Linked DNA regions of Homo sapiens: region 1 is linked to region 2. Evidence: read pairs that join two places in POLR2A ChIA-PET (ENCODE). Cell type or tissue: B cell. All regions are shown on one strand.

Region 1 (4,000 bases), 140 kb after region 2:
TTTTCTTGAATGGCAATTTTAAATACACATTCCCTAAGACCCAGCAATCGGAATTCCAAAGTGTACACTCAGTTACGAAGTGCACAAAAATTCACACAAAGGCTGCCTATTACAACAAAAGTATAATGGCAAACAATTGGAAAAATCTAAATGAAAGGCCTGGCATGGTGGCCCACGTCTGTAATCTCAACACTTTGGGAGGCCGAGGCAGGAGGATTGCTTGAACTCAGGAGTTTGAGACCAGCCTGGGCAACATGGCGAGACCCTGTCTCTACTAAAAACACAAAAAAAATACTTTGGGAGGCCGAGGCGGGCGGATCACGAGGTCAGGAGATTGAGACCATCCCGGCTAACACGGTGAAACCCCGTCTCTACCAAAAATACAAAAAATTAGCCGGGTGTGTTAGCGGGCGCCTGTAGTCCCAGCTACTCGGGAGGCTGAGGCAGGAGAATGGCGTGAACCCGGAAGGCGGAGCTTGCTGTGAGCCCAGACCGCGCCACTGCACTCCAGCCTGGGTGACAGAGCGAGACTGTATCAAAAAAAGAAAAAAAAAAAATAGCTGGGTGTGGTGGTGTGCGCCTGTGGTCCCAGCTACTCCGGAAACAGGTGGGAGGATCGCATGAGCCCCGGGGGATGGAAGTTGCAGTGAGCTGAGTTAGAGATCGCGCCACTGCACTCCAGCCTGGGTGACAGAGCCAGACCCTGTCTCTAAAAATATATATAAAACAACAATAGTAAAATAATAAATTGGCTGGACATGGTGGCACCCACCTTAAGTCCCAGCTACTAGGGAGGCTGGGGCAGGAGGACTGCTTGAGCCCAGGAGTTCGAGGCTGCAGTGAACTATGATCAGGCCACTGAATTCCAGTCTGGGCGACACAGCAAGACCCTGTCTCAAAAAAAATTAAAGCAGTAAAATTCACAGAGACAGAATAATGGTTGCTAGGGGCTGAAGGGAGGGGGAAATGGGGAGTTTGTTTAATGGGAGTAGTTTCAGTTTTGCCACATGAGAAAAGTTCTGGAGATGACGGACGGCTGCACAACAATATGAATGTAGTCAACACTACTGAACTGTACATTTAAAAATGGTTAGGATGATAAACTTTATTTTTCATAAAACCCAGTTTCTGCACAAAAAGATAAAATTTATGTTATGTGTACTTTACCACAATTTAAGAAAAAATTTAAATTCTCATCCCAACATTACCACGCCCCCCACCCTTAGCCAACTGGTGAATGTTTACTCATTTTTCAACGCCTAGCTCAAATGTCTCCTCTTGCCACGCCATCCCTTAGCTGACCACCCTTGTAGTTGGCCATTCCCTCTTTTATGCCAACACTGTGCCCTGCACGTACATTATACCTCTTACAGCACTTATCAAACCTAGTAATTATTGCTTTACAGATCCGTTTCCACTACTAGATTACAAACAATTTGGGGGCGGGGACCTTGTTTTACTCATCTCTGTATCCCCTAGACTTAGGGCTTGATAAGCTGAAAAGAATCAAGAAGGGCTTGATTAATTAAGGCTCCTCTGGCTTTTAAGGAGACCATACTGGAGGGTCATTTGCCCAAAAGAAGAGGCATCGGGGTCTCCTCAGGTTTTAGAAATCTGGTCAAACATCCAGAGCTGACTCCCACACCCTACTGCGAGAAGAGCGCGAGCGCGCGTCTCAAAAGGCTCCGCCTCAACAGTTCGGGTCCCCAGGAGGATCCGGGGGCCACCCCACCTCCACCCTGGGCCAGGTCGGTTAGCTAGACCCGCCCAGCGGTCCAGACATACCTTAGGTAATGAGCAGCCTGCTCTGGGCTCAAGGCCTCGGCTTCCGGAAACCTTCGGGATGCCTCCATGACCCTCGGATTGGGTTCCAGTTACCCCGGCGGGAGTTTGGAGCTTGGAGCTTGGAGCTTGGAGCTTGGAGCTTAGAGTTTGGAGCTTGAATTTCGCTCACTCCCGCCCCGCGCATGCTCTGTGCGCCGTGGAGAGGGACACAGCCAACCGACGGCCTCGCGGCCGGCCAATCCGCGACCACGCGCTGCGACGCCTCCGCCTGAGCCCCGCCCATGACGGTGGGCGCCTGCGCCTACGCGCGCCGGGAAGCAGAAGGTGATCTCTGCCTTCGAGACACGGAGTGTGCTGCCTCAGTCTGTGATCCCTCGCGTTTCAATCCAATTCAAACCATGCTGCAGCCAATTCGTTCGCGCGTGCGTGTGCCATCATTGTGAGTGGAGGAGACTGCCCGATATGATCCCAGTCATTGCGGCGACCCCTGGAGATCTCCAACGCCTGCGTCCCCCAACCATACCCTGCCCCGCATCCACAGATATCTTCCCTTCCTTGATCGCCAGTACCTGGCACTGACCGTGCTTTGAATTCAAACACCCTGGGAGGCATAGTCCCTGTGATTTAAACTAACATTGAAGAAGCGACCAGACGCGGTGGTTCACGCCTGTAATCCCAGCACTTTGGGAGACCGGGGCGGGCGGATCACGTGAGGTCAGGAGTTCGAGACCAACCTGGCTAAAATGGTGACACCCCGTCTCTACTAAAAATACAAAAAATTAGCCGGGCGTGGTGGCGGGCGCCCGCAGTCCCAGCTACTCGGGTGGCTGAGGCACGAGAATCGCTTGGACCCAGGAGGTGGAGGTTGCAGTGAGCCGGGATTGCACCACTGCACTCCAGCCTGGGTGGCAAAGCGAGACTCCATCTCAAAAAAAAAAAAAAAAAAAAAAAAGGCTGGGTGCAGTGCCTCACGCCTGTTATCCTAGCCTTTTGGGAGGCTAAGGTGGGAGGATCACTTGCACTTAGGAGTTCGAGACCAGCCTGGGCAACATGGTGAGACTCCCGTCTCTTTAAAAAAAATTTTTTTCTTCTCCACAGGGCGTTATGCTGTATTTATTTTCTTAAAAAGAGAGAGAGAAAGAGAGAAGGGTCTTCAAGAATCTCAAACCCTGGAGGTGGAGGCTGCAGTGAGCCAAGATCATGCCACTGCACTCCAGCCTGGGTGACAGAGAAAGACTCCATCTCAAAAAAAAAAAAAAAATTAAAGTTCTTATTTAAGAAATAAGTAACTAGGTTCACATACTTGGTATAATAAAAGGAAGACAAAAATAATTTAAAAAAAAAGAAGTAGTGCTGTGGTCATCATTTCTTCAGAAGCACCAACTAAGATACAGTCATTTTCAAATGCAGAGCCTAAAAAGAAGGCAGAGCCTAGAGCTTAAGGAAATGTGATTGAGTTTAAGTGGCTTGCTTGGGTGACACTAAATAGGAGGTTGTGGGCCAACAAAAATTGTCCTTGTTCATATACTGTTAAGAACACAGACATGACTCCTCAAGACACTAATTTAGCATTCAGTATTGGAAAACTCACCTATTGGCCCAGTCATACATCATATGTCCAGAGAATTTTAAGCTTTTCATAAAATTTATAGACCGTTATGAGTTAAAAGGAATGTTGGAGGCCGGGTTCAGTGGCTCACTGAACCTGTAATCCCAGCACTTTGGGAGGCCGAGGCGGGCGGATCACCTGAGGTCAGGAGTTCAAGACCAGCCTGGCCAAATGGTGAAACCCCCGTCTCTACAAAAATTAGCTGGGCATGGTGGCGGGTGCCTGTAATCCCAGCTTCTCGGGAGGCTGGGGTGGAAGAATCGCTTGAACCCAGGAGGCAGACGTTGCAGTGAGCTGAGATCGTGCCATTGCACTCCAGCCTGGGCGACAGAGCAAGACTCCATCTCAAAAAAAAGAAAAGGGTTGGGGGGAGGTGGGGGATCTTGGAGAACATGGGCTATTTTCCTGGTTTGTATGACTTTAAGGCCTTTATTAAGAGGCCTTTTAGTATACTATTATCCACATTTTTCAGATGTGGAAACAGGCTCAGAGAGATAAATTGACTTCATCTAAGCTTCCTGAGCTAGGAAGCAGCAGAGCCAGAATTCAATACTAGGTCCATATGGACACAAATCTGTGCCGTTTCGCTGTGTCACACTGGAAAGA
Region 2 (4,000 bases):
TACCCAGATATATTGGAATTTGTTGCCAGGAAAGGTGGTTTCTCTGCAGATGTAGAACCTTGGCCAGGTCCCTACATGGCAGTAGTCAGGTTATCTCCATCCAATACACAAGCAGTTACCAGTCATTTCCTGAATACCTGGCCTTGTGCTGTGAGCAACATTATTTCTTCAATCCAGGAGTCAAGGAGATGGCTGAGAAAGGGCCTGCTTCCTTCCAAAGTCCAAGGTATTCTATAGGGTGGGTGACCCACAGGTTGTCTGCCTCACCTTCCATTGATAGATGTTGAGGATGCTTCCATTTTCACCTTATTACTAGCAATGGAGCAATGAACATCCTTGGACTTATATCTGTGTGCGTGTGTGTGAATATTCCCCTAGTATAGCTTGCTTGCTTTCTTTCTTTCTTTCTTTCTTTCTTTCTTTCTTTCTTTCTTTCTTTCTTTCTTTCTTTTCCTTTCTTTCTTTCTTTCAAAACCTACTCTTCTCTGTTGCCCAGGCTGGAGTGCAGTGGCATGATCTCAGCTCGCTGCAGCCTCTACCTCCTGGGTTCAAGTAATTCTCCTGCCTCAGCCACCCGAGTAGCTGGGATTACAGGTGTGCTCCACCACGCTTGGCTAATTTTTGTATTTTTAGTAGAGACGGGGTTTCACCATGTTGGCCAGGCTGGTCTGAAACTCCTGACCTCAGGTGATCCACCTGCCTTGGCCTCCCAAAATGCTGGGATTACCGGTGTGAGCCACCGTGCCCAGCCCTAGTATAGCTTTATGAAAGTGCAGTTACAGCATCCAACAGTGTATAAATAGTTACTTTAAATAAGTACCAGAATATTACCCTCAAAAAGGCTTAAGAAGTTACACTTCCACCCTTTACCTCGGTTATTGCACTCCTAGGTCTATACCCTAGAGAAACTCTGAGACAGGTGAATGATGGCATATATGCTGTGAATGTTCATGATGGCAAAGAATGGTATGGACAATTTGATGCAATTTATACAGTTTAAGAACATACAACCCATACTGTATAGTTTATTGTTTATGAGCACATACATAGCACATTTCAAAACATGCAGGGGGCTTTGACTCAAGCTGTAGTATTTTATTTCTTTAGGAAAAATGTTCTGGGGCAAATAAAGGGAAATGAATTTGTTCCTGATATTTTTTCATATGCTTGAAAGAGTTCGTCATCTAAAAAAAAAAACAAGACAAGAAAAAGGCAGGGCAGGTTCACAGCCCCTCCAGAGCCCACCCTTTTGTTCAAGGGCACCTGGTACATCAGAGAGATGGATAACCTCCATGGGAAGAGACTTTGCACCCCAATTCACTAAGAGCCCCTTCTCTCCCAGACATCAGTATAAATCCTTAGGATCTATTGCTTGAGTAACCTTATGATTCTCGACTTCCAGGCCCAAGAGAATGATAACCAAATTTTTGCAGTTGTCACCCTAACACTGGGACCTGCCTGCCTGTCCATCATGGAGCTCTAAGTATACTTGAACCACATGTGAGGAGTAATTGGGGCAAATTTTAGATTCAACCCTGGATTTGGCAATGCCCTTTACCATGAGCCCACCATTGCAACGCAGGGTGCAGTAAAGCAAGAGCATTGCAAAGCTCTTTCTGAAACCAGAATTTTGCCATAATGCCTCCTGCTAACAGTGTTGCCTGATTAGCAGACACAATGGGACCATCAGGCCTTATCAGCACCACTTGGTCTAAAACAGAAACCAGGAAGGGCTGTCTCTCAGTGCTTGGCCCCTGTTGCCATGGCCCCTGTTGCCATGGTTCCCAAGCACTTTTGCTTATGATTTCTCTCAATCGCTTATAGCATCCATCAGCAAGCAGGACCTAGAAGCTCTTTCGGGCAGACTGAGAAGAAAGCTGTAAACAGGAAAGATAAGAGCAAGTAAGGGAAGTAATTAAACGAGCAAACAAGAAATGTAGATGGAAAGAATTTGGGGTGAGGCCCAGAAAACAGCTTTTGTTATGTAAAAGAAATCTTCTTGAGATGTGATAGACCAAGGTGTCTGGGTCAGAATTTGCCAAGAAGTGCCCATTATGTAGCTGCCATGTGGTATAGGTACAGCAACTCTGTGCCCTGGATTTTCCAGAAAAGTCCCAGTTTCAAGTATTTTATTCTGTTTGTCAGACCAAGAATTCTGATTTGAGATTCAGAAAATAAGGTCACTGTAGTTAGAGTAGTCATCCAGGAAAGCCTGATTTAGAATCCATTGTCCTCCCGGGCTGGTTGGCAGGGAATCCCCACAGGACTTGCCTCTAGGGCCCTGAAGGCCTGAGTAAAGTAGCCCCTTATACAGCCAAGAAATATCAAAGTGCCTCTCAACTCCATGCCCTCCACACTCCCGTAGCTCTCTGAGGGGTTTAGCCAGAAAGGCATGGGCTTTTGACCCCCATAGACCTGGATTTCAATATGCTCTGCATTAACTCTGCCAACATAGGCAATGCTCTGAGCCTCAATTTCCTCATCTGCAAAATGAGAGCAATAACACAGGGTTATGACAGGGTTATTCTGAGCATCAAATGAAGTTTTTGTTACCTTTAAAGCACTGTACAAATGTGCACTGCTAAAATCCATTCCTTCATTCAACAAATAAGTGTCTACTACATGCCAGGCATGAGGCCAGGCCTGAGATTACAGTGGTCATCAAAACAGACAGGGTTCCTGCTGGCACCCTGAGCTTTCAGGTCACAGGGGTAGACATATTAGCCAAAGATCTCCTCATCCGAGGTCCAAGCAGAAGGGAGATGCAGTAGGGCTGCTCTTTTAAAAAGCTGACTGTGGCTGCTTCGTAGAGCCAGAGGGCAGGAGAGGGGGCTGGGAGGCCACTTAGGAGACTTCTGCCTGCAATAGTGGCTTGGTCTAGGGTGGTGGCAGTGCTGATGGTAAGAAATGGCCAGATTCTGGACAGATTTGGTAAGTAGAATCAACGGAACTTGGTGACGGACTAACTTTTGGGAGTGAGGAAGAGGCAAGGAGATATTTTAGCTAACTGTGTCCCCAGGACTTGGGCCACTGGAGCCCATAAAGCCAATCCCAAGGCTGGTGAGGTACAATGTATGGAGGGTCCATTTCTCCTTATCTCGCCTCTGTAGAGCAGTATGATGTCAGTCCTTCAGTCCAGAAATCAGCTTGCTAGACTTAATCTGAAAAAAGCATTTAGTACTTAAAAATTGTATAGGATAATATATGGCATTCTAGCTTTATGTTGAACGCAGAATTCCTCTTAAAGGTAAATTGTTTGCTTCCAATTTTTAAGTTGTTTTAAAATTGACAAATGTAATTATTTGTACATATACATGGGGTATACAGATAATGTATAGTGATCAGATCAGGGTAATTAGCATACCCATTATCTCAAACATTTATCATTTCTTTGTGTTGGGAACATTCAGTATCCTCCTTCTAGCTATTTGAAACTATATATTATCATTTGGGTTTTTTAATTCTTTCTTCTTTTAGAGACTGGGTCTCACTGTGTTGCCCAGGCTGGACTCAAACTCCTGGGCTCACGCGATCGTCCTGCCTCAGCCTCCCGAGTAGCTGGGACTACAAGCACATGCCACCATGCCTAGAAATGATACGTGATTTTTAACTATAGTCATCCTGCAATGGCATAGAACACTAGAACTTTTTCCTCCTCCCCAGCTGTAATTTTGTATAATTTAACAAATCTCTTCCTAGCCCTCCAATTTTTGAATGGGATATTACTTTAAAAATAGCTGAGTTACCATTAACTTAGGATGCTGAAAACGTTCTTCAGTCTAGGTGATCTCTTCTGGGACCAACATATGTTCTTTGAATTGGATTCCTTTCAAACCTTGGGCCCAGTAGTTTTTGTACCAACAGGTTGGAAGAGAAGAGGGCCCAAAAGGGGAAGAAATGGGAAGGGCCACAGACAAACTTAAGTTTCATAACAGTTAACCACACTTAACCGCAGTTAACTATGCTTTACAGCTTCCAGGGGAATTTCACATATATCATT

What was found. ChIA-PET counts read pairs that join two places held together with the same protein. Peaks named below come from ENCODE experiments on the same cell type or tissue, not always from the same donor. Only the 100,000 strongest peaks of a DNase experiment are listed, where the experiment ranks them.
Region 1: POLR2A ChIA-PET joins it to region 2 with 5 read pairs; 1 of 35 experiments calls an interaction of 5 or more read pairs at or near these places.

Annotation. Positions count from the first base shown.
Region 1 is chrX:72,237,059-72,241,058 of GRCh38, forward strand. It overlaps ERCC6L (ERCC excision repair 6 like, spindle assembly checkpoint helicase), which reads right to left and starts at 1,969. Exons shown (of 2, transcript NM_017669.4): 1 at 1,786-1,969. The coding sequence starts at 1,853. It also overlaps a transcript of PIN4 not described here. RefSeq lists an enhancer at 1,751-1,900. In B cell, no CTCF peak of the experiment used is centred here; a DNase peak (open chromatin) is centred at 2,023; H3K4me3 peaks cover 1,044 bases.
Region 2 is chrX:72,093,331-72,097,330 of GRCh38, forward strand. All of the region lies in intron 1 of NHSL2 (NHS like 2), which reads left to right. Among named protein-coding and RNA genes, the nearest start is that of RTL5, 37 kb to the right of the region's middle. In B cell, no CTCF peak of the experiment used is centred here; DNase peaks (open chromatin) are centred at 1,771 and 3,971; H3K27ac peaks cover 579 bases.